2 separate regions of the Homo sapiens genome follow, and region 1 is linked to region 2. The links are chromatin loops, found by intact Hi-C in ENCODE. Cell type or tissue: psoas muscle. All regions are shown on one strand. Links, peaks and the distances in the headings refer to the core of each region. The heading gives the core; the rest is flanking DNA. Region 1 has its middle 46 kb from the start of LINC02987. Region 2 overlaps LOC105372345 (a long non-coding RNA gene).

What was found. A loop is a pair of places that touch in the nucleus more often than their neighbours do. Peaks named below come from ENCODE experiments on the same cell type or tissue, not always from the same donor. Only the 100,000 strongest peaks of a DNase experiment are listed, where the experiment ranks them.
Region 1: a loop joins it to region 2, with 2.1 times the contacts of the local background. A loop is called at or near these places in 8 of 110 quality-filtered maps.

What each region holds. Positions count from the first base shown.
Region 1 is chr19:27,739,898-27,754,850 of GRCh38, reverse strand. No RefSeq gene overlaps it. Among named protein-coding and RNA genes, the nearest start is that of LINC02987, 46 kb to the left of the region's middle. In psoas muscle, for the core only: a CTCF peak has its summit at 7,662; a DNase peak (open chromatin) is centred at 7,660; H3K4me3 peaks cover 499 bases.
Region 2 is chr19:27,666,494-27,681,446 of GRCh38, reverse strand. It overlaps LOC105372345 (a long non-coding RNA gene), which reads left to right. Exons shown (of 2, transcript XR_007067370.1): 2 at 92-375. Among named protein-coding and RNA genes, the nearest start is that of LINC02987, 120 kb to the left of the region's middle. In psoas muscle, for the core only: no CTCF peak of the experiment used is centred there; a DNase peak (open chromatin) is centred at 8,506; H3K27ac peaks cover 1,071 bases.

The DNA of each region.
Region 1 (14,953 bases), core at 4,243-12,242, 73 kb before region 2:
TCTAATTGTAAAGAAATCCGGACCACCCCAGGCATTCTAATGAAACAAACTACCAGCCAACCTCAGGCTGTCTAATGATAGAGACACCTTCGCGAGCCCAGGTATTCTAATAGGAGAGACTCCCAGCTGACCCCAGGCATTCTAATGATAGAGACACCTGGGAGATCCCAGTCATTCTAATAGGAAAGACTCCCACTCAACACAAGGCATTCTCTTGAAAGAGACTCCTTGCTGATCGCAGGCAGTCTAATTATTGAGACATATGGGCAATCCCAGGCATTCTAATGGGAGAGACCCCTGGCTGACCACAGGCAGTCTAATGATAGAAACACCTGGGCGACCACAGGCATTCTTGTAAGAGAGATCCGATGCCAAACTTAGTTGGGCAAATCCAGGCATTTTAATGGGAGAGACTGTCAGCCGACCTTAGGCATTCTAATGATAGAAAAACTTGAGCGACCCCAGGCATTTTAAAGGGAGAGACTCTTGGCCGACCTAAGACATTCTAATGGGAGAGACAGCTGACCGGCCCCATGGAGTCTAAAAATAGAGACACCTGGGTAAAAACAGGCATTCTAATGAAAGAGACTACTGGCTGGATCCAGGCAGTCTAGGGAGAAAGAAACCTGGGTGACCCAAGGCATTTCTTTTGAGAGGGACTCCTTCTTGACCTCATGCTGTCTAATTATATAGACACATGGGAGACCCCAGGCATTCTGATGGGAGAGATTCCTGGCTGACCCCAGGCAGTCTAATGATAGAGACACATGGGGAACCCAAGGCATTCTAATGTGAGAGACTTCTGGGTGACCCAGGTAGTCTTATGATCTAGACACCTGTGCAATTCCAGACAATCTAATGGGAGAGACTTTTGGCAAAACCCAGACATTCTATTGAAAAATTCTGCCGGCTGATCCCAGACATTCTAATGAAAGAGACTCCAGGGTGAGCCCAGGCATTCTAATGATAGAGACACCTGGGCAACACCAGGTGTTCTAATGGGAGAGAAACCTGGCCAACCCATGGCATTATAATGGCAGAGACTCCGGGACAATCACAGGGAGTCTAACAATAAAGACACTTGGGCAACCCCAGGCATTTTAATGGGAGAGATTCCTGGCCAACCCCAGTCAGTCTAATGATAGAGTCACCAGGGCAACTGCAGCCATTCTAATGAGAAAGATTCCTGGTCGACTCTAGGCCATTTAATGATAGAGACTTATGGGCGACCTCAGGCATTCTAGTAGTAGAGAGTCCCGGCTGACCCCAGGCATTCTCATGGGAGAGACTCCTGGATGAACCCAAGGATTCCAATGATAGATAAACCTGGTCCAACCGAGGCAGTCAAATGATAAAGACACCTGGGCAATGCCAGGCATTCTAATGGGAGAGACTCCTGGCCTAGCCCAGCCATTCTAATGATAGAGAAAAGTGGGTGACCCCAAGCATTTTAATGATAGAGACACCTTAGTGACCCCAGGCCTTCTAATGTGAGAGACTCCTGGCCAACCCAGGAATTCTAATGAAAGAGACTGCTGGCTGACTCTAGGCATTCTAATGATAGAGACACCTGGGCGATTCCAGGCAATCTAGTGATAGAGACACTTCACAACAGCAGGCATTCTAATGGAGAGAATCCTGGCTGACCCCAGGCAGTCTAATGAGAGACAGCTGGGAGACCCCAGGCATTCTAACAGCAGAGACTCCCAGTCGACCACAGGCATTCAAATGTAAGAGACTCCTGGCTGAAGAAAGCAGTCTAGGGATAGAGACAACTGGGTGTCCACAGGCATTTTAGTGAGAGAGAATTTTGGCCGATGCCAGGCAGTCTAACTATAGAGACACCTGGGTGACCCCAGGCATTCTAATGGGAGAGATTTCCGGCTGACCCCGGGGAGTGTAATGACAGAGACACCTGGGTGACTGCAGGAATTCTAATGGGAGAGACACCCGGCTGACCACAGGCAGTCTATTGATAGAGACTACTGGGCAAACACAGGCATTCTAAAGGAAGATATTCCCCTCTGACCTCAGGCATTTCAATGGGAGAGACTCCGGTCCAACCCCAGGCAGTCTATTGATAAATACACCTGGGTGACCCAAGGCATTCTAATAGAGATTCCTGGCTGACCACAGACAGTCTAATGAGAGAGACAGCTGAGTGACCCAAGACATACTAATGGGAGAGACTCCTGGCCAACCCCTAGCATTCTAATGACAGTGATACCTGGGAGACTGCAGGCATCCTAATGGGAAAGTCTCCTGGCTGACCAAAGGCTGCCTAATTAAAGAGACATCTGGGAGACCAAAGGCATTCTAATAGGAGAGACTTTCAGCCGACCAAAGGCATTGTACTGGGAGAGACTTCTGGCTGAAACAAGCATGCATAGAGACACCTGGGGGACCCCAGGCATAGTAATGGGTGAGATTCCTGGCTGACCCCTGGAAGTCTAATTATAAAAAACCTGGGTGACTTCAGGTATTCTAATGGGAGAGACTTCTCGCTGATCCCAGGCATTCTAATGAGATACCCCTCATCAATTTCCATTACTTTAAGGGTAGAGACTCCTGGGTAATCCCAGGCATTCTAATATGAGAGACTCCCAGCCAACACCAGACAGTCTAATAATAGGGACACCTAAGCAACCCCTGGCATTCTAATGGGAGAGTCTCTCATCCGACCCCAGGCAGTCTTATAATAGAGACACCTGGGCGACCACATGCATTCTAATGGGAGAGACTCCTGGTCCCCCTGAGGCATTGTAATGAAAGGGACACCTGGGCGACCCCAGACACTCAAATGGGAGAGACTCCCAGCTGACACTAGGAATTCTAATGAGAGAGACTCCTGGCCTACCCCACGTGGTCAAATGTTAAAAACAGCTGGGAGCAACAACAGGCATTATAATAGGAGGGACTCCCGGCAAACTCCAGTGAATCTAGCGAGAGAGACTTTTCTCTGACCCCATGCAGTCTAAGGATAAATACTCCTGGATGACTCCAGGCATTTTATTAAGAAAGACTCCTGGCCAAGTCCAGGCAGTCTAAGGATAGAGACATCTGGGTGATCTCAGGCATTCTAATGAGAGAGACTTCTGGCCAACGCCAGGGAGTCTAATTATATAGACTCCTGGGCGACCTTAGGCATTCTAATAGAAGAGACTTGTGGCCAACCCTAGGCAGTGTGATGATAGAGACACCTGGGCAACCCCAGGCATTCTAATAGGAAAGACTCCTGGACAACCCCAGGCATCCTAATGATAGAGACACCTGTGCTACCCCAGGCAGTCTAATGATAGAGACACCTGGCCAACTGAGGCATTTTAATAAAAGACTCCTGCCCGAACCCAGGCAGTCTAATGATAAAGAAACTTGGGTGACCCCAGGCATTCTAATATGCTGGGGTCTGTCCTGCAGACCCTGACTCAACAACGAATAAATAACATACACTGACACAGATCTTATGCTTGTCAGTCCTGCCAAATGTCTGGGCCATTTACGGACTCCAAGGAGAGTCCTGTCAGCCACAGCCCCGACTCATTGGCCCTCCCAGCATTTATTTAGCACACATTCAATGACAGAAGTCCCAAGTAAACACCACTAGAAGGTAATTACTGTTGCTGAGCCACAGAGTAGAGAGCAATCATGCACCCGCGGATGGTCAGAGGTTAGTTTTAGAACCATATGAGTAAACAAGCTATTTAGATAAACTACTCTACATTCCTATGTTAGTTACCCTTGCTATAGTTCAAAGAGGATTAGGCCATCTTCAGCAAAGCTATCTGAAGCTATGCAAACCCCCCTGGCCTTCCAAGAAGGTTTATGTTTTATAATTTTCCCACCTATCCTGACTGAAACCCTGCATCTCCCCCTTTTCTGTTTTCTGCATTAGGTCTTTTTGATTGGAGAATGCAGATGTATGCAGCAACAGGTTTGTAAGGCATGGCAGCCATTGCTTTTATTCCGGCTTTGCATCCTAGAATTAGCAAATCACATAATGTAATCATGATTATAATTAGCAACATTATTTTCCAGTCAAAGAGTGACCCATAGTGTTACTTGGCATCTCAGTTCACTCTATGCCATCAATGAGGAACCCCACCGGGAGAATGTTAATTTCTTTTAGCCAAGCAGTCTCACTGTTAGAAGCTCTGAAGGGGGTGTTTGTTAAGTAACAGGGCATAAAAAAGGGTGGATTTCAGAGATGAGCTTAATAGAGTGTAGCAAGTACTGGTTGCAGGCAGAGTGAGAGAATTAAAAAGGAATAAATTATTTGGCTTAGCCTTATGCCTCTTCAGCATAATGTCTGGGGCCTGCATCATCCATGGAAGCTGCATCGTCTGGGGCTGCAGGTCCTGTAGGGTCTTTTTTAGACTGGCTCGGGTTTTTTCTTCTTTCCATCATTTGATGAGGACGTAGTCTCCAGGCTCGTGCTAGTGTACTGGAAATTCTAGGGGTGGTGCCTGTGCTAAGAGACCTTTTATAATCTTTGTTAAAGAGCAGGTTAGTGCTTTAAGAAAAACCTGTTGTGCTTTATTTTGAAGTCTGGTTTACAAAAAAACTGGACGATACCTTTTTTAACTTTAGCCAATATGTTTCTGTCTGATCTCAGAAGCTAAGCCAGGCAATTTTCTCCATTTCTGGTACTGGGTTGTGTCCTAGCCACACCATGGTATGGTTTAATGCATTGTGCTGGAATCCAAAGAGGACCTGAGGGTGTGGAAAAACAAGCATACCCTCTTCCCCACGTTAACAATTCATTTGGACCATACCATTCGTTTCTGTTTACATCTTCCCATAAAACTGCAGGTTTTATGTCTTCTGAGGTTATTGCAAAGTGCTTTTCTGCAGCTGATTGAACTTTGTCATCTAAATTTTAAAACTTAAGAGTAAATAAGACTTGTGCCAATAACATTACAAGAACTTTACCCATACTCCCTCTTTTCTGTTTTTTGAGCATATTTTTAATGATGGAGTGGGCACGTTCTACTATGGCTTGTCCATATATGGGATGCGTGTGGAATATTGGATATTCCATGTGTGACAAAATTGTTGAAATTGTGAGCTGGCATAAGCTGGACCATTATCAGTTTTAATTTTGGTGGGCAGTCCCATAAATGCAAAAGTTAAAATATGTTTAATGACATATCGAGTTGACTTTCCAGGCAGAGCATGTGCACTAATTAAGTGAGTGTTGGGGTTCTAGTCCTCAAAAGTTAATACCTGTGGAAGGAGGGGATGTGCTTGTGAGCTGACAATCCAGGCATTGCAGGATAATTTGTTTAGCCAGTCTCTGGGTAAGTTGAAATTGTTTAGATAAATTTCTCCAATTTTGGTGGAAAAATTGATGCGATTTGGTGGCTTGGTCAAGCAGTGATGTCATGACTTCTGGATCAACTTGTTAATTTTCTTTTTCTTTTTTTTTTTTTTTTGAGACAGAGTCTTGCTCTGTCACCCACGCTGGAGTGCAGTGGCACTATCCCAGCTCACTGCAAGCCCCACCTCCCGGGTTCATGCCATTCTCCTGCCTCAGCCTCCCGAGTAGCTGGGACTACAGGCATCCGCCACCGTGCCCAGCTAATTTTTTTTGTATTATTATTATTATTTTTTTCTTAGTAGAGATGGGGTTTCACCATGGTCTCGATCTCCTGACCTCGTGATCCGCCTGCTTCGGCCTCCCAAAGTGCTGGGATTACAGGCGTGATTCACCACGCCTGGCCAACTTGTTCATTTTCATAAGTCAATGGGCCAGGAAGAGAGCTGTGGGCTCCAATGCATGTGATAAAAATAGGATGTGTACTTAGATCTAGTAATTGCTGAAGTTGAAGAAAAAGAGCACACAGGATGGGCTCAAGATTGGATTTAATTAAGGCTGTTTTAAGGTTCTGCAATAAATAAACAAAGTAAGCTGAGTCACTCACTATATTGATAGGCTGAGTGGAAAAAGTTTCCAAGACCAGTATCAGGGCCCCATTTCAGCTCTCTGAGTGCTAGTAAGCCCAGATTGAGTGACTGAATGATGTGGTCTCCACCAGACTGTCACTTTTCCATGTTTACAGGAACCATCAGTAAATAGTGTTAAAGCATTAGGTATGGGGGAGTAAACTATTTTTGTGGGCAAGATTACTGGCATATGAGATAAGAAATGAAGAAGTTTATTAGCAGGAAGTTCATGCTCTATTTGTCCTGTGTAATCAGAGAAAGCTATTTGCAGATATATTGATAAGCGCAATACTGCTTCAAATTGCTTTTTACTTAAAGGAATCCTGATGATATCAGGATCATAACCTAGCAGCTGATTGCATCGTTTGCAGCCTGAATAGATGACTTTAGTAATGAACTGAATATAGGGAGATAGCGTTTTAGTCCCGGTATGTGAGCAAAAAACCCATTCTAGGAAGTGTGGCCTGGGGGCTATTTGCCCTATTAACCCTGTAGGGGAGTGTTTGGTGGGAAAGATAAACAATTTAATTGAATAAGGTGAATCAATGCGATTTAGCTGCCTCTGAGAGGTGGCTTGCTCTATTTCCTCGATTTCCCTTTCTGCTGCAGGGGTTAAATATCTGGGAGAATCCAGGGCTGGATTGCCCTTTAAGATAGAAAACAGGTTGTATAGCTTATCAGTAGGAATTCCCGAAGTGGGTTGAAGCCATTTAATATCTCTCAGTAATTTTTGATAATCATTTAAGGTATGTAAGTTGCTGGTATTTAATTTAAACTTCTGAGGTTTTACTCACCAGGCAGTTAGTATGTACCCAACATATTTCCAAGGAGAAGAAATCTGTACTTTCCCAGGTGCAATGATTAGACCTCTTAGCTGTGTATTCTTTATGACAGAGGAATATAAATTTAAAATATTGGCTCCTTTGGAGCTTCTAGTAGAATATCATCCACAAAATGAATATTTGTGCAATCAGGAAATTCTTTTCTACTTGGGAGCAAAGCTTGATTTACATGATACTGACACGTGGTGGGACTGTTTAGCATTCCTTGAGGAAGGATTTTCCAATGAAATCAACAAGCTGACTTTTCGTTATTGATAGCTGGTATTGTAAACGCAATTTTTTCTCTGTCCTGCTAGGGGAATCATATAAAAGAATGTCTTATGTCAATAACAATTATAGGCAATCTTGAGGAATTGCCCTGGGCGAAAGGAGCCCCTGCTGAAGGGGTCCCACAGGTTGCAAATTGGCATTAATAGCACGTAGGTCATGAAAAAGTTACCATTTCCCAGACTTTTGGGGAATGATGAAAATGGGTGAATTCTAAGGGCTGCTAGATAATTCAACATGCCCAGCTTTCAATTGCTCTCCAACTAATTCATGGGCCCTCTGTAATTTCTCTCATTCAGAGGTTACAGTTTTATTTTAATTAGATGTGGAGAGAGTCACGCTAGGGGCAAGCAAGAGATAACAGTGGCTATTATCAGAAAGAGGTCTTTTAAATTCTTAAATTTTACTTAAATCTTAGCAGAGAATTATAATTTGGGACGTCTCTGTATACAATAAACACATGAAATTTTGTCGTGGGCCGCCTGCGGAGCTGTAGAGCTGAGCGGGCAGGTCCGGGGGCAGCGGCTGCGATGTGCTTGCTCAGGCCCTGCCGCTTCTTGTCTGCACCGCTTCTTTCTGCGTGTGCCGCTCCCTCCTCCCGCCACCGGGTGGCTGCTGCAGGTTGGGTGAGCCTTCCCGCGCACACCTTCTGCCCCTCAGTAGCAGGCCGCTCTGGTGCACTGGACCTGGCTTTTCGTCAACACAGCTGCTACGCAGGCCAAGTTTTGGGGAGCATTTGCTGGCAGTGTTTGCTTTCTATTTACTGCATGCTTGACCGCAGCACTCTGGCCTCTAATGCTTTTTCTTAACCCTTTAGGTACCTGATTGCCTTGCTGACCTTGCATTACCAGGCAGGCTAAAAGCTCCCCTTCTAATGCCGCTTGATTAGACAGGGTCTCATAGGTGTAGCGTGTCTCCTGTCCTTTTTCCTATCTCTTGGAGGAGGTGGCTCAGGAAAAACCCCGTTTCCTTTTTGTTATTCTGGCCCGGTGATATATCCGGGCTGAAGGAAAAGGAGGTGGTAACGCAGGTTACGGTTCCTCCTTCCCCTTTTTAGGCTCTTCTGTGTATAATGGAGCCTGGTCCAGCCTAATTACAGCCCATAGCGCTAGAGGTGTTACTGGGACTCATTGCCCTTGTGCATAATGCTGTTTAAGATTTCTCCCCACTTGTTCCGAGAGCTTTATGTCTAGCGTGCCTTTTTCTGGGAACCATAGGCTTTGGCTTATAACAGTTTGCATTAGGTCATTTAATTGAGCCTGCAAAACTGAGGCTCCACTAGCCTTAAGCAGCTGTTTCAACACTTTTATGTACTGTTTCTGTTGAGCTGATAACTGTTGTCTCATGATGAAACCTCAGCCTGAACAATCTCCCCTGAACTTGGAGATCCTGAGTGGGCACCAATGACTTACTGATTGCTCGCTGATGACAAGGTTCCTTTTTCACCTTCGTTTTCAGGGTGTCCATCGCGCTTCCTTCACTGCCTTGATCATGTCGGGGTCACCACCTGCGGGGGTTTGTCCTGCAGACCCTGACTCAACGACGGATGAATAATGTACACTGACACAGATCTTATGCTTGTCAGTCCTGCTGAGCATCCAGGCCACTTACAGACTCCAAGAAGAGTCCTGTCAGCCACGGCTCTGACTTGTTGGCCCTCCCGGCATTTATTTAGCACACATTTAATGACAGAAGTCTCAGGTAAACACCACTAGAAGGTAATTATTGTTGCTGAACCCCCGAGTAGAGAGCAATCATGCACCAGTGGATGATCAGAGGTTAGTTTTAGGACCACATAAGTAAACAAGCTATTTAGGTTAACTACTCTATGTTCCTATATTAATTACCCTTGCTATAGTTCAAAGAGGATTAGGCCACCTTCAGACAAAGTATTTGAAGCTATACAAAACCCCCTGGCCTTCCAAGAATGTTTGTGTTTTATAGTTTTCCCCAGCATCTTGACTGAACCCCTACACTAATGGGAGAGGCTCTGGGACAAACCCTGGCATTCTGTTGGTAGAAACAACTGGGCAAACCCAAGCATTTTAATGATAGAGACAACTGGGCGACCACAGGCATTCTAATGTGAGAGACTCCTGGCCAACCCCAGGCATTCTAATGGAGAGACTCCTGGCTGACCACAGGCAGTCTAATGATAGAGAAACCTGGGCAACCCAGGCATTCTAATGGGAGAGACTCCTGGGTGACCCCAGGCAGTCTAATAAAGTGAAACATGGGCTTAACTAAACATTCTAATGGGAGAGACTCCCAGCCGACTAAAGGCATTCTAACGGGAGAGACTCCTTGCCGACCCAAGCAGTCTATGGATAGAGACATCTTGGCAACCCCAGGCATTCAAATGGGAGAGATTCCAGGCCAACCCCAGCAGTCTAATAATAGAGCCACACGAGTGACAGCAGGCATTCTAATGGGAGAGACTCCTGGCTGAATCCAGGCAGTCTAATGATAGAGGCACCTGGGCAACCCCAGGCATTCTAATGAAAGAGACTCCTGGCTGAACATTCTAGTGGGAGAGACTCCTGGCCAACCCCAGGCAGTCTCAGAGAAACTTGGGCGACTCCAGGCATTCTAATGGGAAAGACTCCAGGCCAACCCCGGCAGTCTAATGATAGAGACACCTGGACAACCCCAGGTATTCTAATGGGAGAGACTCCCAGCCGACCCCAGGCATTCAAATGGGAGAGACTCCTGGCCAACCCCAGGCAGTCTAATGGTAAAGACATCCAGATGATCCCAGGCATTCTAATAGGAGAAACTACCAGCCAACCAGAGGCCGTCTAATGATAGAGACACCTCGGTGAGACCAGACATTCTAATGTGAGAGTCTTCTAGCTGACCCCAGGCATTCTAATAATAGTGACACCTGGGAGAACACAGCCTTCCTATTGGGAGAGACTCCAACTCAACCCCAGGCATTCTCTTGGGAGAGACTTCTTGCTGATTGCAAGCAGTCTAATTATTGAGACACATGGGCAACCCCAGGCATTCTAATGGGAGAGAACCCTGGCTGACTGCAGGCAATCTAATGATGGAGACACTGGGAGGCCACAGGCATTCTTATTGGAAACACCCGTGGTTGAGCCCAGGCATTCTAATGATAGAGACACCTGGGGGACTCCACGCATTTTAAAAGGAGAAACTCCCAGGTTACCCAACACATTCTATTGGGAGGGACCCCTGATGAACCCCAGGCATTTTAAAGGGAGAGACCCTGGCTGACCCAAGACATTCTAATGGGAGATACCCCTGATGGAACCTAGGCAGTCTAAGAGTAGAGACATCTGGGCAACAACAGACATTCTAATGAAAGAGACTCCTGGCTGAATCTAGGCAGTCTAAGGATAAAGAAACCTGGGGTAGCCATGGGTTTTTTTTTTTTTTTTGAGACTCATGGCTGACCCCAGGCAGGCTGTCTAATTATAGAGACACATGGGAGACCTCAGCCATTCTAATGGGAGACACTCCCAGCTGACCCCAGGCAGTCTAATGATAGAGACACCTGGGCGACCCAAGGCATTCTAATGTGAGAAACTTCCAGTCGACCAGGTAGTCTGGTGATATAGACACCTGGGTGATTCCAGACAATCTAATGGGATAAACTTTTGGCAAAACCCAGACATTCTAATGGGAAAGATTGCCGGCGGATCCCAGATATTCTAATGGAAAAGCCTCCTGGCCGAACTCAGGCAGTCTAATGATAGAGACACCTAAGTGACCCCAGGCATTCTAATGGGAGAGACTCCCATCTGACCTCAGGCAGTCTTATGATTGAGACACCTGGGCAACCACAGGCATTCTAATGGGAGAGACTCTCAGTCATCCCGAGGCATTTTAATAATAGAGACACCTGGGCGACCTGAGGCATTTTAATGATAGAAACACCTGTGCGACCCCAGGCACTCAAATGAGAAAGACTCCCAGCTGACACCAGGCATTCTAATAAGGGAGACTTTTGGCCGACCCCAGGTGGTCAAATATTAAAGACAGTTGGGCAAACCCAAGCATTCTAATGAAGAGAATATTATCTAACCCCAGGCAGTCTAATGATAGAGACACCTGGGCAACACCAGGCATTATAATGGGAGAGACTCCCAACCAACCCAAGGCAGTCTAATGATAGAGACACCTTGGTGACCGGTGACCGCAGGCATTCTAATGGGAGCGACTGCTTGCCAACCCCATGCAGTCTAATTAAAGTGACAAGTTGGTGACCCCATGCATTTTAATGGAAGAGACTACTACTGGTCGTCCCAAGGTATTGTAATGACAGAGACACCTGGGTGACCCCAGGCATTTCAATGATAGAGACTCCTGTGGACCCCAGGCACTCAGATGGGAGTTATTCTTGGCTGACACCAGGCATTCTAATGAGAGAGACCCCCAGCCGACCACAGGCATCCTAAAGATAGAGACACCTGGGTGACACCAGGCATTTTAATGGAAGAGACTCCCAAACAACCCCAGACAGTATAATGACAGACTCACCTAGGCAGCCCCAGGCATTCTAATAGGAGAGACTCGAGGCCAAACCTTGGCATTCAAATGATAGAGACAAGTGGGTGGCTCCAATCATTTTCAGGATAAAGACACCTGAGTGACCATAGGAATTCTAATGTGAGAGGCTCCTGGCCAACCTCTGGCATTCTAATGGAGAGACAACTGGCTAAGCATAGGCAGTCTAATGATAGAGATACCTGGGTGATCCCAGGCATTCTAATGGGAGAGACCCCTGGCCGACCCCAGTCAGTCTAATTAAATAGACACCTGGGTGACCCCAGGCATTAAAATAAGAGAGACTCCTACCCAATCTCAGACATTCTAATGGGGGAGACTTCTGGCAGTTTATTGATAGAGACACCTGGGCGACCTCAGGCATTCTAATAAGAGAGATTCCTGGCCGACCCCAGACGGTCTATGCATAGGGACACCTGGGCGATTCCAGGCATTATAATGGGAGAGTCTTACGGTTGACCCCAGGCAGTCTATGGATAGAGACAACTGGGCGATTGCAGGCATTCTAATGCAAGAGACTCTCTGCCAACCCGAGGCATTCTAATGATAGAGAAACCTGGGAGACCCCAGGCATTGTAATTATTTAGGCACCAGTGAGACCCCAGGCATTCTAATGGGAGAGAATTTTGGTTGACATCAGACATTCTAATGAGAGACTCCTGTCTGATGCCAGGCAGTCTAACAATAGAGACACGTGGGCAACCCAGGTATTCTAATGGGAGAGACTTCCAGTCATCCCTAGACAGTCTAATGATAGAGAAACTGGGAGACCCAGACATTTTAATGGGAGAGACTCCTGGCCAACCCAAGCAGTCTATGGATAGAGACTTGGGTGACAACAGGCATTCTAATGAGAGAGATTTCTGGCCCACCCCAGGCATTCTAATGATAGAGACAAGTGGGCAACCCCAAGCATTTCAATGATAGAGACACCTGGGCAACCACAGGTATTCTAATGTTACAGACTCAGGGCTAACCTCAGACATTCTAATGGAGAGATTCCTGGCTAAGCACAGGCAGTCTAATGATAGACATACCTGGACTACCACAGGCATTTTAATAGGAGAGACTCCTGGCCGACTAAACGCAGTCTAATTAAAGTGACAAATGGGCAACTCCTGGCATTCTAATGGGAGAGACTCCTGGCCAACTGCATGCAGTTTTATTAAAAAGACACCTGGGCGACCCCAGGCATTCAAATAAGAGAGAATCCTAGCTGACCCAAGGCATTCTAATGGGAGACACTCCTGGCTGACCCAAGCAGTCTGTTGATAGAGACACCTGGGTGACTGGAGGCATTCTAATGGGAGAGATTCCTGGCTGACCTCACACAGTCTAATTATAGAGAAACTTGGGTGACCCCAGGCATTCTAATGGGAGAGACTAATGGCCGCAGTGGCTGGCATGAAATTAACCAACCCTGGGTTTAGTATAGCTTAAACTTTCATTTATTGCTAGGCTGACCCCAGGCAGTCTAATGATAGAGACAAATAGGCAACCGCAGGCATTTCAGTGAAAGAGACTCCTGGATGACCACAGACAGTCTAATGATAGAGGCATCTGGGTGACCCTAGGCATTGTAATGAGAAAGACGCCTGGACGACCTCAGGCAGTATAATTAAAGACCCCTGGGTGCCACCAGGCATTCTAATAGGAGAGTCTTTCGGCTGACCGAAAGCATTCTATTGGGAGTGACTCCTGTTTGACTCCAAGCAGTCTATGCATACAGACCACCTAAGCGACCCCAGGCATTCTAATGAAATACATACCTGGCCGAACCCAGACAGTCTAATTATAGAGACACTTTGGCGACCCCAGGCATTCTAATGAAAGAGACTTTCATCTGACATCTGAAAGTCTAAGGATAGAGACTCCTGGGCGACCCCAGGCATTCTAATGGGAGAGAGCCCTGGTCGAACCCAGGAAGCTCAATTATACAGACTCCTGGGCGACCACAAGCATTCTAATAGGAGAGACTCTCAGCCCACCCCAGGCAGTCTAAAAATAGAGGTACTTGGGCCACCCAAGTCATTCTAATGGAGGAGACTCCCCAACGACCCCAGGCAATCTAATGTTAGAGACACTAATGAAAGATACTCCCAGACAACACCAGTCAGTGTGATGAAAGAGACACTTGGGTGACCCCAGGTGTTCTTATGGGAAAGACTCTCAGACCACCGCAGGCATTCTAGTGATAGGGATACCTGTGCAACCCCAGGCAGTCTAATGATAGAGACACCTGGGAAACCCCAGGCAGTCTAAATAAGAGACACCTAAGCGACCCCACGCTTTCTAATAAAAGAGACTCCCAGGCGACCCAAGGCATTTTAATCAGACTCCTGGCCAAACCCTGACAATCTAATGATGGGGACAAGTGGGCCACCCCAATCATTTTAATGATAGAGACACCTGAGTGACCCCAGACATTCTAATGTGAGAGACTCCTGGCAAGCTCCAGCGATTCTAATGGGAGAAACTCTTGTCTGGCTTCAGGCAGTCTAAGGATAGGGAAATTTGGGTGACTGTAGGCATTCTAATATGAGACTCCCAGCCGAACCCAGGCAGTCTAATAATAGAGACACTTGGGGGACCTCAGGAATTTTAATGGGAGAAACTTTTGGCTGACCACATGCAGTCTAATGATAGAAAACCCTGGGTGGCCCCAGGCATTCTAATGTGAGAGACTTTTGGCCAACCACAGGCAGTCTAATTGAAGTGAAAGGTGGGTGGCCCCAGGCATGCTAATGGGAGAGACTCCTGGCTGAACCCAGGGAGTCCATTGATAGGGACCTCTGGGTGACCACACACACTCTAATAATAACGACTCTTGGACGACCCCAGGCAGTCTAATTAAAATGACCACTGGGTGACCTGAGGCATTCTAGTAGGAGAGACTTAGCCGGCCCAAGGCATTCTAATGGAAGTGACTCGTGGCCTACACCAGGCAATCTATGCATAGAGACACCTAAGGGACCCCAGGCATTCTAATGGGATAGATTCCTGGCCAGCCCTAGGAAATCTAATAATAGAGACACCTGGGCGATTGCAGGCATTCTAATGCGGGAGACTCTTGGCAGACATGAGGCTTTCTAATGATAGGGACACATGGGCAACCCAGGCATTGCAATGATAGAGACACCTGTGAGAACCCAGGCACTCTAATGGGAGAAACTTTCCGTTGACACCAGGCATTCGATTGAGAGAGACTCCTGTCTGACACCAGGCAGTCTAATGAGAGAGAAACCTGGGAGAGACTCTTGGCTGACCCAAGCAGTCTATGGGTAGAGACACATGGGTGACCCCAAGCACTCTAATGGGGAAGATTTCTAGCTGACTCCAGGCAGTCTAATGATAGAAACACCTGGGCA
Region 2 (14,953 bases), core at 4,237-12,236:
GTGATAAAAACTAGAAAGCAGCTATCTGTGAAAACGTTTTGCAATGTGTGGATTCATATCAAAGGCTTAAAACTTTGTTTTAATTCAACAGGTTGGAAACTTTTTTTGTAGAATCTATGAAGAAACATTTCTGAGCTCACTGAGGCATATTTGGAAAAATGGGTATCTCACAATACAAACTGGAAACAAGCTATCTGTGGAAACGTTTTATGATGTGTGGATTCATGTCACAGAGTTAATCCTTTGTTTTGATTCAACAGTTTGAAAACACTTTTTTTGTAGAATATACAAAAAGACATTTCTGAGCCCTTTGAATCCTATAGTAAAGAAACAAATATCTCACGATAAAAACTAAAAAGAAATTTTCTGTGAAAATGCTTTGTGATGTGTGGATTCATCTCATAGAGTTAAACCTATGTTTTCATTCAACACATTGTAAACACTCTTTTTGTAGAACCTATGAAAAGACATTTCTGAGCCCATTGCAGCCTTTAGTGAAAAACCAAATTTCCCACGATGAAAATTAGAAACAAGCTACACGTGAAAATGCTTTGTAATGTGTGGATTCATCTCACCGAATGGAACCTGTGTTTTGATTCAATGGGCTAAAAGCACTGCTTTGTAGAATCTGTGAAGGGACATTTCTGAGCACATTGAGGTCTATTGTGAGAAACTGAATATTCCTCAAGAAAAACTAGAAACAATCTATCTGTGAAAATACTCCAGGCCAATCCAGGCATTCTAATGGGAGAGACCTTTGGCCCACCTCAGGCAGTCTAAGGATAGAGACACTTGGGTGACTTCAGGCATTCTAATGGGAGAGACTCCTGGCTGAGCCCAGGCATTGTAATGATAGAGACACCTCCGCAACTCCAGACATTCTAACACGAGAGACTCCCGGTCGACCCCAGGCTTTATTGTGATAGAGACACCTGGGCGACCCCAGGCATCATTATTGGAGAGACTCCAGGCCGACCTCAGGCATTTTTTTTTTTTGAGACAGAGTCTCATTTTGTCACAGAAGCTAAAATAGAGTGACACAATCTCAACTCACTGCAACTTCCATTTTCTGGGTTCAAGTGATTCTTTTGCCTCAGCCCCCCAAGTAGCTGGGATTAATGATGTGTGCCACTGCATCCAACTAATTTTTGTATTTTTAGTAGAGACAGGGTTTCACCATGTTAGCCAGGCTGCTCTTGATCTCCTGACGTCAGGTGATCCACTGCCCTCGGCCTCCCAAAGTGCTTGGATTACAACCCCAGGAATTCTAAGGAGAGAGACTTCCTGCTGAACAAAGGCACTCTAATGATAGCGACACCTGATGGACCACAGGCATTCTAATGGGAGAGACTCCTGGTTGACCCCAGGCAGTCTAATGATAGAGACACCTGGGCGACCTCAGGCATTTTAATGGGAGAGACTCCTGGCACACTCTAGGCATTCTAATGGGAGAGACTCCTTATCGACTCCAGGTATTCTAATGATGGAGACACCTTGGCGACCCCAGGCCTTAAAATGGTAGAGACTTCCAGCCAACCCGAGGCATTCTAATGATAGAGACACCTGAGCCACCACAGGTAATTTAATGGGAGAGAATCCCAAGTGACCCCAGGCATTCTAATGGGAGAGACTCCTGGCTGACAGTAGTCTTACAGAGACACCTTTGGGAGCCCAAGCATTCTAATATGAGAGATTCCTCACCGACCCCAGGGAGGCTAATGACAGAGACACCTGGGAGACCCGAGGCATTCTAATGTGAGAGACACCAAGCGGGCCCAAGGCAGTCTAATTATAGAGACACATTAACGTCTCTATAATGGGAGAGACTCTCGGCCGAGACCAGCAGGCTAGTGACAGAGACAACTGGGCAACCCAAGGCAATCTAAACAAACAGACTCCTGGCTGGGCGCAGTGGCCCATGCCTGTAATCTCAGCACTTTTGGAGGCTGAGAGGGGTGGATCACGAGTGCAAGAGATTGATACCATCCTGGCCAACATGGTGAAAACCTGTCTCTACTAGAAATACAAAAATTAGCTGGGTGTGGTGGCCTGTGCCTGTAGTCCCAGCTACTCGGGAGAGTGAACCCTGGAGGTGGAGTTTGCAGTGAGCCGAGATCATGCCATTGCATTCCAGACTGAAGACAGTGAGACTCCATAAAAGCAAAAATAAAAACAAACAAAACCTCCTGGCTGACTTCAGGCATTCTAATGGGAGAGATTCCTGGCCGACCTCGGGCTGTCTAATAATGGAGACACCTAGTTGACTTCAGGCATTTTAATAGGGAAAGTCCCTGACCAACCACAGGTGGTCAAATTATAGAGACACCTGAACGATCACAGTCATTCTAATGAAAGAGACTTTAGGCTGACCCAAGGCATTCTAACAGGAGAGACTCCTTGCCTACCCAGGCAGTCTAATTATAGAGACACATGGGTGACCCCAGGAATTCTAATGGGAGAGATTCCTGGCTGAACCCAGGCATTCTAATGATAGAGACACCAGGGTGACTCCAGGCATTTTAATGGGAGATTCTCCTGGCCAATTTTGAGCATTCTAAAGGGAAGCATTTTAATGTGAGAGACTCCTGACTGAACCCAGGCAGTCTAAGGATAGAGACAGTTGCGTGACTTTAGGCATTCTAATGGAAGACACTGTGGGGGAAAGAAAGAGAGATCAGACTGTTACTGTGTCTATGTAGAAAGAAGAAGGCGTAAGAAACTCCATTTTGTTCTGTACTAAGAAAAATTCTTCTTTCTTGAGATGCTGTTAATCTGTAACCCTAGCCCCAACCATGTGCTCACAGAAACATGTGCTGTGTTGACTCAAGGTTTAATGGATTTAGGGCTGTGCAGGATGTGCTTTGTTAAAAATGTGTTTGCAGGAAGTATGCTTGGTAAAAGTCATCGCCATTCTCCAGTCTCGAGCACCCAGGGACAAAATTGAGCAGTTTAATTGTAGAGACATCTGGGCAACTCAGGCATTTTAATAAAGGAGACTCCCAGCTTGCCCCCGGCAGTCTAATGATGAAGACACCTTGTTGACCCCAGGCATTCTAATGGGAGAGACCCAGCTGACCCCAGGCAGTCTAAAAATAGAGACACTCAGGTAACACCAGGCATTTTAATGGGAAAGACATCTGGCCGACAACAGGCAGGCTAATTTTAGAGACTCTTGGGTTGCCCCAGACATTCTAATAAGAGAGACTCTCAGCTGAACCATGGCAGTCTAATGATAGAGACACCTGGGCGACCCAGACGTCTTAATAGGATAGAATCCCAGACGACTCCAGGCATTCTAACAATAGATACATTTTGGCGAATCCATACATTCTAATATGAGAGATTCCCGGCAGACACAAGGCATCCTCTCAGGAGAGAATCCTGCCTGATCCCAGGCAGTCTAATTATAGAGACAACTGGGTGACCCCAGGCATTCTAATGGGAAAGACTCCTGGCCAACCCCAGGTGGTTTAATGATAGAGACACTTGGGCAACCCCACATTCTAATGGAAGAGACTCCTGATCCACCCCAGCATTCTAATGAGAGATAACTTTTGCCTACTGCAGGCACTCTCAGGTTAGAGTCACCTGGGCAAACAAGCATTCTACTGGCAGAGACTCCTCGATGACCAAATACACTCTAATTATAAAGACACCTGGGTGACCCCAGGCATTCTACTGGGAGACAGTCCTGGCCTACCTCAGGCAGTCTAATAATAGAGACTCCTGGGCGACCCCAGGCATTCTAACGGGAGAAACTCCCACTGACTTCTGCCAGTTTAATTATAGAGACACATGGGAGACCCAAGGCATTTTAATGGAAAGAATTCCAGCTGACACCAGATAGTTCAATAATAGAGACACATGGGTGATCCCAAGCATTCTAATGGGAGAGACTGGTGGCCAAACCCGGACAGTCTAATGATAGAGACACCTGGGCGACTCCAGACATTTTAATGGGAAAGACTCCTGGCTGAACACAGGCAGTCTAAAAATAGATACTTGGGCAACTTCAGACATTCTAATAGGAGAGATTCCCGGCTGATGCCAGGCCATCTAATGATAGAGACACCTGGATGAACCCAGGAATTCTAAAGAGAGAGACTTTCCAGCCGATTCCATAAAGTCTAATGATAGGGACACCAGGGCAACCCCGCATTCTAATAGGAGAGACTCCTGACCCACTTTGGGCATTCTAATGGAAGAGACCCTGGCTGACTGCAGGCAGTCTAAGGTTAGAGTCACCCGGGGGACCACAGACATTCTAATGGTAGAGACTCTTGGCTGACCAAAGTCATTCTAATTATAGAGAAACCTGGGCGACTGCAGGCATTGTATTGGGAGACATTCCCAGCTGAACCGAGGGAGTCTAAAAATAGCGACATCTGGGTGACCCAGGCATGCTAATGTAAGATACACATGGCCGGTTTTAGCCAGACTAATAATAGAGAAACCTGGCCAACCACAGACATTTTAAGGGGAGAGACTCCATGCCAACCATAGGCATTCTAATGATAGAGACACCTGGACGACATAAGGCATTTTGATAAGAGAAACTTCCAATGGACACTAGGCAATCTCATGAGAGACACTCCTGGCTGACACCAGGCACTTTAAAGATAGAGACACCTGGGCCGCTCCAGGCATTCTCTTAGAGACTCCTGGATGATCCCAGGCAGTCTAATTATAGAGACGCCTGGGCGAACCCAGGCGTTTTAATTGGAGATAATTTCGGCTGACCCAAGGCAGTCTAATGATAAAGACACCTACAGGAACTCAGGCATTCTAAGAAGACTCCCTGTCAACCACAGGCTTTCTACTGTGGAGACTCCCAGCCTACCCCAGGCAGTCAAAAAATAGAGACAGTCGGGCAACACCAGGCATTTTAATGGGAAAGGCACCTAGCTGACACCATGTCGTCTAATTATAGAGGCACTTGGGTGACCCCAAGCACTCTAATAAGACAGACTTTTGGCTGACTCCTGGCAGTCTAATGATGATAGAGGCACCTGGGTGACCCCAGGTATCTTAATAGGAGAGAATTCTGGCCAAACCCAGGCATTCTAATAATAGAGACATCTTGGCAAACCCAGGCATTCTAATATGAGAGACTCTCGGCTGACCCAAGGCACTCTTTTGGGAGAGACTCCTGGCTGACCCCAGGCAGTCTAATTATAGAGACACCTGGGTGACCCCAGGCATTCTAATGGAAGAGATTCCCAGCCAACCCCAGGCAGTTTAATGATAGAGATACCTGGGCGACCCCACATTCTAATGAAAGAGACTACTGACCCACCCTAGGCATTCTAATGAGACAGACTTTTGGCCAACTCCAGGCACTCTCAAGTGAGAGTCACCTGGGTAAACACAGGTATTATAATGGCAGAGAGTCCTTGCTGATGAAATGCACTCTAATTATAAAGACACCTGGGTAACCTCAGGCATTCTATTAGGAGACAGTCCTGGCCTACCCCAGGAAGTCTAATAATAGAGAATCCTTGGTGATGCCAGGCATTCTAACGGGAGGAACTCTTGCCAACTTCTGTCAGTCTAATTATAAAGACACATGGACGACCTGAGACATTTTAATGATACAGATTTCTGGTCAACACCAGGCAGTCTAATGAAGAGACACCTGAGCGACCCCAAGCATTTTAATGGGAGAGACTTGCAGCTGAACCCAGGCAGTCTAATAATAGAAACACCTGGGTGACCCCAGGCTTTTTACTGGGCAAGACTCCCAGCCGACCCCAGACATTCTAATGATAGATACACGTTATCGACCCCAGGCATTCTAATGTGAGAGACATTTGGCTGACCCCAGGCATTTTAATGAGAAAGATACCTGAGCCACCCGAGGAATTCTAATCAGAAAGACTCCTGGCAGACATGAGGTATTCTAATGATAGAAATACCTGGGCGACCTCAGGCATTCTAATAATGGAGATCCTAGGAGACCCCATGCATTTTAATTGGAGAGACTCCTGGCTGATCACAGGCAGTCTAATGATAGAGGTACCTGGGTGACCACAAGCATTGTAATGGGAGAGACTCACGGCTGACCCCAGACATTCTACTGATAGAGACTTATGGACAACTGCAGGCATTCTAATGGGAGAGACTGCTGACTGACCCCAGGCAGTCTAATGGCAGAGGCAACTGGGTGAAAGAACATACTAATAAGAGATTCCTGACCCACAGCAGGCACTCTAATCAGAGACACCCCCTGGCCGACCACAGGCAGTCAAAGGATAAAGTCTCCTGGGCGACCACTGGCATTCTAATGGCAGAGACCCCTGGTGGACTCCAGGATGTCTAATGTTAGAGAAAACTGAACAGCCTTAGGAAATCTAATGGGAGAGACACCTGGTCAACCCCACACAGTCTACTGATAAAGGCACCTGGGCGGCCCAAGGCATTCTAATGGGAGAGACTCCCACAGGAACCAGGCATTCTAATTATAGAGACACATGGGCGAACCCAGGCATTCTAAGGGGAGAGACTCCTTGCAGACCCCAGGCAGTCTAAGGATAGAAACAAGTGTCCGAATTCAGGCAGTCTAAGGGTAGAGACACCCGGCGACACCAGGTATTCTCATGGGAGAGACTCCTGGCTTACGCCAGGCAGCCTAATGATAAAGACACTTTGGCGACCCCGGGAATTTTAATGGGAGGAACTCCCAGCCAACCCAAGGCAGTCTAATGAAAGAGACAATTTTGATATCCCGGGCATTCTAACGGGAGCAAATCCTGGCCAAACGCAGGCAGTCTAATGATAGAGGCACCTGGGTGATGCCAGGCATTCTAATGAGAGAGACTCACGGCCGAATCCAGGCAGTCTAATGATAGAGACAACTGGGCCACCCTAGGCATTCTAATGAAAAAGACTCCTGGCTGACCTGAAACATTCCAATGGGAGAGACTCCTGGCCAACCCCAGACAGTCTAATGATGGAGACAACAGGGCGATTCCAGGTGTTCCAACAAAAGAGACTGCCTGCCGACTGCAGGCAGCTTAATGATAGAGACACCTAGGTGACCCCAGGCATTCTAATAAAAGAGACTCCCCACCGATTCCAGGCATTCTAATCATAGAAACACCTGGGTGACAGCAGGCATTCTAATGGGAGATACTCCCAGCCAAACCCCAGGCATTCTAGTGAAGCCTTCATCTGACCCCAGGCAGTCTAATGATAGAGACACCTTGGTGACATCAGGCATTCTAATGGGGGAGACACCCTGCTGACCCCACGCAGTCTAATGATAGAGATACTGGGGCGACCCCAGACATTGTAATGAGAGAGACTTCTTGCCAACCCAAGGCTGTCTAATGATAGACACACCTGGGTGACCCCAGGCATTCTAATGGGAGAGACTCCCGCCCAACCACAGGCAATCCAATGATAGAGACACAAGGGTGTCCCTGCATTCTAATGGAAGAGACTCCAGACCTACCCCACACATTTTGATTGAAGAGACTCCTGGTTTATGTAGGCAGTCAAAGGTTAGGTTCTCCTGGGCGACCACAGGCATTCTAATGGCAGAGACTTCTGCCAGACCAATGGCATTCTAATTATAGAAACACCTAAGTGACCCAAGGCATTCTAGTGGGAGAGGCTCCTGGCCAACACCAGGCAGTCAAATGATAGAGACACCTGGGCGAATCCAGCCATTTTAACAGGAGTGACTTTCGGCCAACCTCAGTCAGTCTAATGATAAAGACAACTGGGCGATCCCAGGCATTCTAATGGGAGATACTCCTGGCCAACCCCAGGCAATAAAATTATAGAGACATCTGGGCAACGTGATGCATCCTAATAGGGGAGACTCTCAGCCAAACTCAGGCATTCTAATTGGGGAGATTCGTGGCCAACCCCAGGCATTGTAAAAAATAAAGGCACCTTGGTGATCACAGCCATTCTAATGAAAGAGACTACCGGGCGACCCCAGGCATTCTCTTGGGAGAGACCCTTGGCTGACTCTAGGCAGTATAATTATAGAGACACCTGGGTGACCTCAAACATTCTAAGTGGAGAGATACCAGGCAAATCCCAGAAAGTGTAATCATAGAGACACCTTGGCAACCCCAGGCATTCTAATGGAAGAAACTCCAATAGACTCCAGGAATTTTAATGGGAGAGACTCATGGCCGACCCCAGGCAGTCCAAGGTTAGAGGCAACAGGGCAACCCCAGGCATTCTAATGGGAGAGATTCATGGCCTGCACCAGGCAGTCTAATGATAGACAAACTTCAGTGACCTCAGGCTTTATAATACAAGAGAATTCTGGCAGACTGCAGGCAGTCTAATGATAGAGACAGCTGAGCGACTGTAGGCATTCTAATGTGACAAAATCCCAGTCTACCCTAGGCATTCAAATGATAGAGACACCTGAGCGACCACAGGCATTCTAATGGGAGAGACTCTAGGCCTACTCCAGACATTCTACTAAGAGAGACTTTCTGCCGACTCCAGGCAGCCTAATTATAGAGAGCCCTAGGCGGCCCCAGGCATTCTAGTGAGAGAGACTCCTGTCAGATGCCAGGCAGTCTAATAATAGAGACACCAGGGCAACCCCTCGTTCTAATGGACGAGACTGCTGATCCACCCCAGGCATTCTAATAATAGAGACTTTTGGTGAACCGCAGGAACTCTCAGGTTAGAGTCACCTGACCGACCACAGGCATTTTAATGGCAGAGACTCCTCGCCGACAAAATGCACTCTATAGAGACATCAGGGCCACCCCAGGCATTTTGATGAGAGACACTCCTAGTTGACCCCAGGCAGTCTAATGAAAAAGACTCCTAGGCGACCCCAGACATTCTAATGGGAGAGACTCCCACTGCTTTCAGGCCATCTAATTATAGAGACACATGGGCAACATAAGGCATTTTAATGGAACAGACTCTTAGCCAACACCAGGCAGTCTAATGTTAGAGGCACCTGGGTGACCACAAGCATTCTAATGGGAGAGACTGGCAACCAAATCCAGGTAATGTAATGATAGAAACACCTGGGTGATCCCAGGCTTTGCACATGGAGGACTCTGGGCCGACCACAGGCAGTCAAATAATAGAGACACCTGGTGGACCCCAGGCATTTTAATGGGAGAGACTTCTGGCCAGCCCCAGGCATTCTAATGATGGATACCCTGGGAGACCCCACACATTTTAACTGGAGAGACTCCCAGCTGATTGCAGGTAGTATAAAGATGGAGACACTTGGGCAACCACAGGCATTATAATGGAAGAGACTCTTGGCTGACCTCAGGGAGTCTTATGATAGAGACATCTGGGTGACCTAGGCATTCTGATGGGAGAGACTCCTGGCTAACCCCAGACAGTCTAATAATAGAGACACCTGAGTAACCTCAGGCATTCTACAGGGAGAGACTCCCGGCTGATGCCAGGCTTTCTAATAATAGAGACACCTCAACAACCACAGGCACTGTAGTCTTATGATAACGACATCTAGGCAACCCCAGACATTCTCATGGGAAAGACTCCTGGCTGACCCCAGGTATACTAATGATAGAGACACCTGGGCCACCCCAAGCATTCTAATGGGAGAGACTCTGCGTCAACCTCATGCAGTCTTATAATACAGACACCTGGGCGACTTCAGGCATTCTAATGTGTGAGACTTTTTGTCACTTCCAGGCATTCTAATAATAAGGACATCTGGGAGACCTTAGGGATTCTGATGGGAGAGACTCCCGGTTGACACCAGGCAGTCTAATAATAAAAATATCAGGGCAACCCCACATTCAAATGGGAAAGACTTGGATCCAGCCTAGGCATTCTAATGGGAGAGACTCCTGGCCAACGGCAGGCTGTCTAAAGTTAGAGTCATCTGAACAACCACAGGCATTCTAATGGCAGAGACTCCTGTCCCTCCAAAGACATTCTAATGATAGAGACACCAGGGCAACCAAAGGCATTCTAATGTGAGAGACTCCTGGCCAAACGCAGACATTCTAATGGCAGAGAATCCTGGATGACCCCAGGTAGTATAATGATAGAGACATATGGGCAATGCCAGACATTTTAATTGGAGAAACTCCTGGCCAATTCTGTCTAATAAAGGAAAAACCTGGGTGATCCCAGGCATTCTAATGAATGAGACTCCTGGCAGACAGCAGGCATTCTAATGATAGAGACAACTGGGGGACCCAGGCATTTTAATGATAGAGACAACTGCACGACCCCACACATTATTACAAGAGAGTGCCCCAGCCGACCCCAGGCAGTCTAATGATAGAGGCACCTGGGCAACCACAGGCATTCTAATAGGAGACAATCCCTGCTGACCCCAGGCATTCTAATGGGAGATACTCTTGACTGTCTCCAGGAAGTCTAATGATAGTGACACCTATGTGATTGCAGCCATTGTTTTGTTTTTTTCTTTGTCTTTTCGTTTTTTTGATTCTGGCTCTGTCACCAGGCTGGAGTGCAGTGGCATGATCTCAGCTCATTGCAACCTCTGCCTCCCAGGTTCAAGTGATTCTCTTACCTCAGCCTCCCTAGTAGCTGGGACTACAGGCATGCACCACAACACCCAGGTAATTTTTGTATTTTTAGTAGAGATGGGGTTTCACCATGTTGGCCAGGATGGTCTCCATCTCTTGACCTCGGGATCCTCCTGGCTTGGTCTCCAAAAGTGCTGGGATTACAGGCATGAGTCACCATATCCAGCCAACTGCAGTCATTCTTATGGGGCAAACACTTGGCTGAACCCAGGTTTTCTAAAGATACAAACCCATGGGCAACACCAAGCATTCTAATGGAATAGGCACCTGGCTGACTCCAGGCATTCTAATAATAGAGACACCTGGGCGAACTCAGACGTTTTAATGGGAGAGACTTCTGGCTGATCACAGGTATTCTGATAATAGAGAAAACTGGGCAACCCCTGGCATTCTAATGAAAGAGACAACCACTGAACCCAGGCAGTCTAATGACAGAGACACTCGGGAGATCCCAGGTGTACTAATGGGAGAGACTCCCAGCTGACCACAGGCAGTCTAATAATAGAGTCACCTGGGCAACATCAGACGTTCTAATTAAAGAGACAACTGGCCAACCCCTGGCAGTCTACTGATAGAGACACCAGGGCAACACTATGCATTCTAATGGGAGAGATTTCTGGCCAAGCACAAGTAGTCTAATTCTGGAGACACCTGGGTGACCCCAGACATTTTAATGGAAGAGACTCCTGGCCGAATTCAGGCCGTCTAATAATCGGGACACCTATCAACTACAGGCATTTTAATGGAAGAAACTCATTGCGGAACCCAGGCATTCTAAAGGGAGAGACTACTGGCTGAACCCAGGCAGTCTAATGATAAAGACATCTTGGTGACACCAGGCATTCTAATGAGAGAGGTTCCTGGTTGAACCCAGGCTGTCTAATGGTAGAGACACCAGGGCGACCCCAGGCATTTTAATCGGAAAGACTCCAAGGCAACCACAGGCATTATAATAGAGACACCCAGGTGATCTCAAACACTCTAATAAGTGAGACTTCCATCTGACCTCAGGCATTTTAATGAAAGAGGCTCCACTCAACCACAGGCATTCTAATGAGAGAGACTCTCAGCAAACCCCAGGCATGCTAATGTGAGAGACACCCAGCCAAACACATGCATTCTAATTGGAGAGACTCCTGGGCAACCCTAGACAATCTAATGATAGAAACACCTGTGCAACCCCAGACATTCTAATGGGAGAGACCCCTCCCTGGTTGGCCCCAGGCAGTCTAATGATAGAGACACCTGGGCAACATTTCTGGGTTCTTTGAGGCCTATGGTTAAAAAAGCTAACTGTGAAAATGCTTTGTGATGTGTGGAATAATCTCACAGAGACAAAACTTTTTTTTTTAATTTAAAAGGTTAACACTCTTTTTGAAGAATCTATGAAAAAACATTTCTGAGTGCATGGAGGCCAATAGTGAAAAACAAAATTTCTTGTGCTAATAACTAGAAACAAGCAATCTGTGAAAATGCTTTGCCATGTGTGAATTAGAGTTAAACCTTCGTTTTGATTCACAGGTGGGAAAGACTCTTCTGTAGACTCTATGAGGGGTCATTACTCAGGTCATGGAGGCCTACAGTAAAAAATAAAATCTCCTGTGATAAAAACTAGAGACAAGTTATCAGTGAATATGATTTGAGATACGTAGATTCAACTCACGGAGGGGAACGTGTGTTTTAATTCACCAGATTGGAAATACTGTTCTTGTAGGATCTATGAAGGCACATTTCTGAACCCATTGAGTCCTTTAGTAAAAAACTGAATATCCCCTGATAAAAACTAGAAACAAGCTATCTGTAAAAATGCTTTGCCATGTATGGATTCATCTAAAAGTCTTAAACCATTGTTTTGATTCACCTGGTTGGAAACACTCTTTTTGTAGAATCTACAAAGGGACATTTCTGAGCTCATTGAGGCCCATAGGATTTTGTGTTTTGATTCATGAGGTTGGAAACACTTTGCAATCAAATCCACAAAAAAAAATTTCTGAGCAAATTCAGGCCTATAGTGAAAAAATGAATATGAATATTTCATGATTAAAAACCAGTAATGAGCTATTAGTGAAAATTATTTGGGATATGTGGATTCATCTAAAAGACTTAAACCATTGTTTTGATTCACCTGGTTGGAAATGCTCTTTTTGTAGAATCTATGAAGGAATATTTCTGAGCCCATTGAGGCCCATAGTGAAAAACAGAATACCTGCGATAAAAACTAGAAATAAGCTACCTGTGAAAATGCTTTACGATGTGTGAAATCATCTCACAGAGTCAAACCTTTTTTTGATTCAAAAAGTTGGAAACACTTTTTTGTGGATTCTACTAAGGGACAATCCTGAGCCCGTGGAGGGCTATAGTGAAAAACCAAATATCCCATGATATAAACTAGAAACAAGCTATCTGTGAAAAGGATTTGTGTGTAGATTCATTTCACAGAGTTAAACCTTCGTTTTGATTCAACAAGTTAGAAACACTTTTTGTAGAACCCATGAAGGGACATTATTGAGGTCATAAATGCCTATAGTAAAAAACAAAATATTTTGTGATAAAAACTAGAAACAAAATATCTGTGAATATGCTTTCAGACGTGTGGATTCATCTCAATGAATAAAACCTGTGTTTTGACTTATCTGGTTGGAAACACTCTTTTTGTAGAATCTACAAAGGGACAATTTCTTACCGCATTGAGGACTATAGGAAAAAAATCAAATATTCTGCTACACAATCTCTAAACAAGCTATCTGTGAAAATGCTTGGTGACGTGTGGATTAATCTCACAGAGTTAAACCTCTTTCTTGATTCAACCAGTTGGAACCACGATGAAAACTAAAAACAAGGTATCTGGGAAAATACTTTCTGATGTGCATTCATCTCACCGAATGGAACTCATGTTTTGATTCACCAGGCTTGAAACACTCTTTTTGTAGAATCTACAAAGGGACATTTCTAAGCACATTGAAGCCTATTAAAAAACCCAAATGTCCTGCAATAAAAACTAGAAACAAGATATCTGCCAAACTGCTTTGTGATGTGCAAGTTCATCACACCGAATGGAACCGGTGTTTTAATTCAACAGATTAGAAGCACTCTTTTTGTAGACTCTATGAAGAAACATTTCTGAGCCCATTTTGGCCTATAGTGAAAAACTGAATGTCTTGTGATAAACACTAGAAACAAGCCCTCTGTGAAAATGCTTTCTGAAGTGTGGATTTATTTCAAGGAATGGAACTTGTATTTTTATTCATCAGGTTGGAAACATGCTTCCTGTGGAATGTAAGAGAAAATATTTCTGAGCCAATTGAGGCCAATATTGAAAAACTGAATTTCTTATGATAAAAAGTGGAAACAAGCTATCTGTGAAAATGAATTCTGATGCATCAATTAATCTCACAGACTTAAACCTTTCTTTTAATTCAACAGTTTGGAAACATTCTTCCTATAGAATCCATGAGGAAATATTTCTGAACCCATTGAGGCCTATACAGAAAAACTGAATATCCCATGATAAAAACTAGAAACAAGCTGTCTGTGAAAATGCTTTTCCATATATATATTATTCTCACAGATTTAAGCCACTTTTGGATTCACTAGGTTGGAAACACTCTTCTTGTAGAATCTATGAAGGGACATTTCTGAACCCATGAAGGCCTATAGTGAAAACCTGAATACCCATGGCAAAAACTAAAAATATACTACCTCTGAATATGCTTTGTGGTGTGCATATTCATCTCACAGAGCTTAAGCTCTTTTTTGATTCAACATGTTGGCTACACTTTTTTTTGTAGAATATAGGAAGGGACATTTCTGAGCCCACTAAGGACAAGAGTGAAAATCTTAATACTCCATATGGAAAACTAGGAAGAAACTCTCTCTGTGAAAATGTTTCATGATGTGAGCATTCATCTCACAGATTGGCTCCTGTGTTTTGAATAACGACATTGGAACCAGTTTTTTATAGAAAACACAAAGGAGAATTTCTAAGAAGATTGAGGCCAAGAGTAAAAAACTGAATATCACACAATAAAAAAGAGAAACAAGCTATTTGTAAAAATGCTTTGTGATGCATGGATTTATCTAAAAGAGTTAAACCATGGTTTTGATTCACCAGATTGGAAACACTTTTTTTGTAGGATCAATGAAGGGACATTTTTGAGACCATTGATGCCAGTACTGAAAAACAGAATATTTTGCAATGAAAACTAGAAACAAATTATTGGTGAAAATACTTTCTGATGTGTAGATTCATGTCACTGAATGGAACCTGTGTTTTGATTCATCAGGCTGGAAACACTTTTATTGTACACTCTATAAAGGGACATTTCTGAGCGCAATGAGGCCTACAGGAAAATCCAAATATCCTGTGATGAAAAGTGGGAACAAGCTATCTGCAAAAATACTTTTTGATGTGTGCATTTACCTCACCA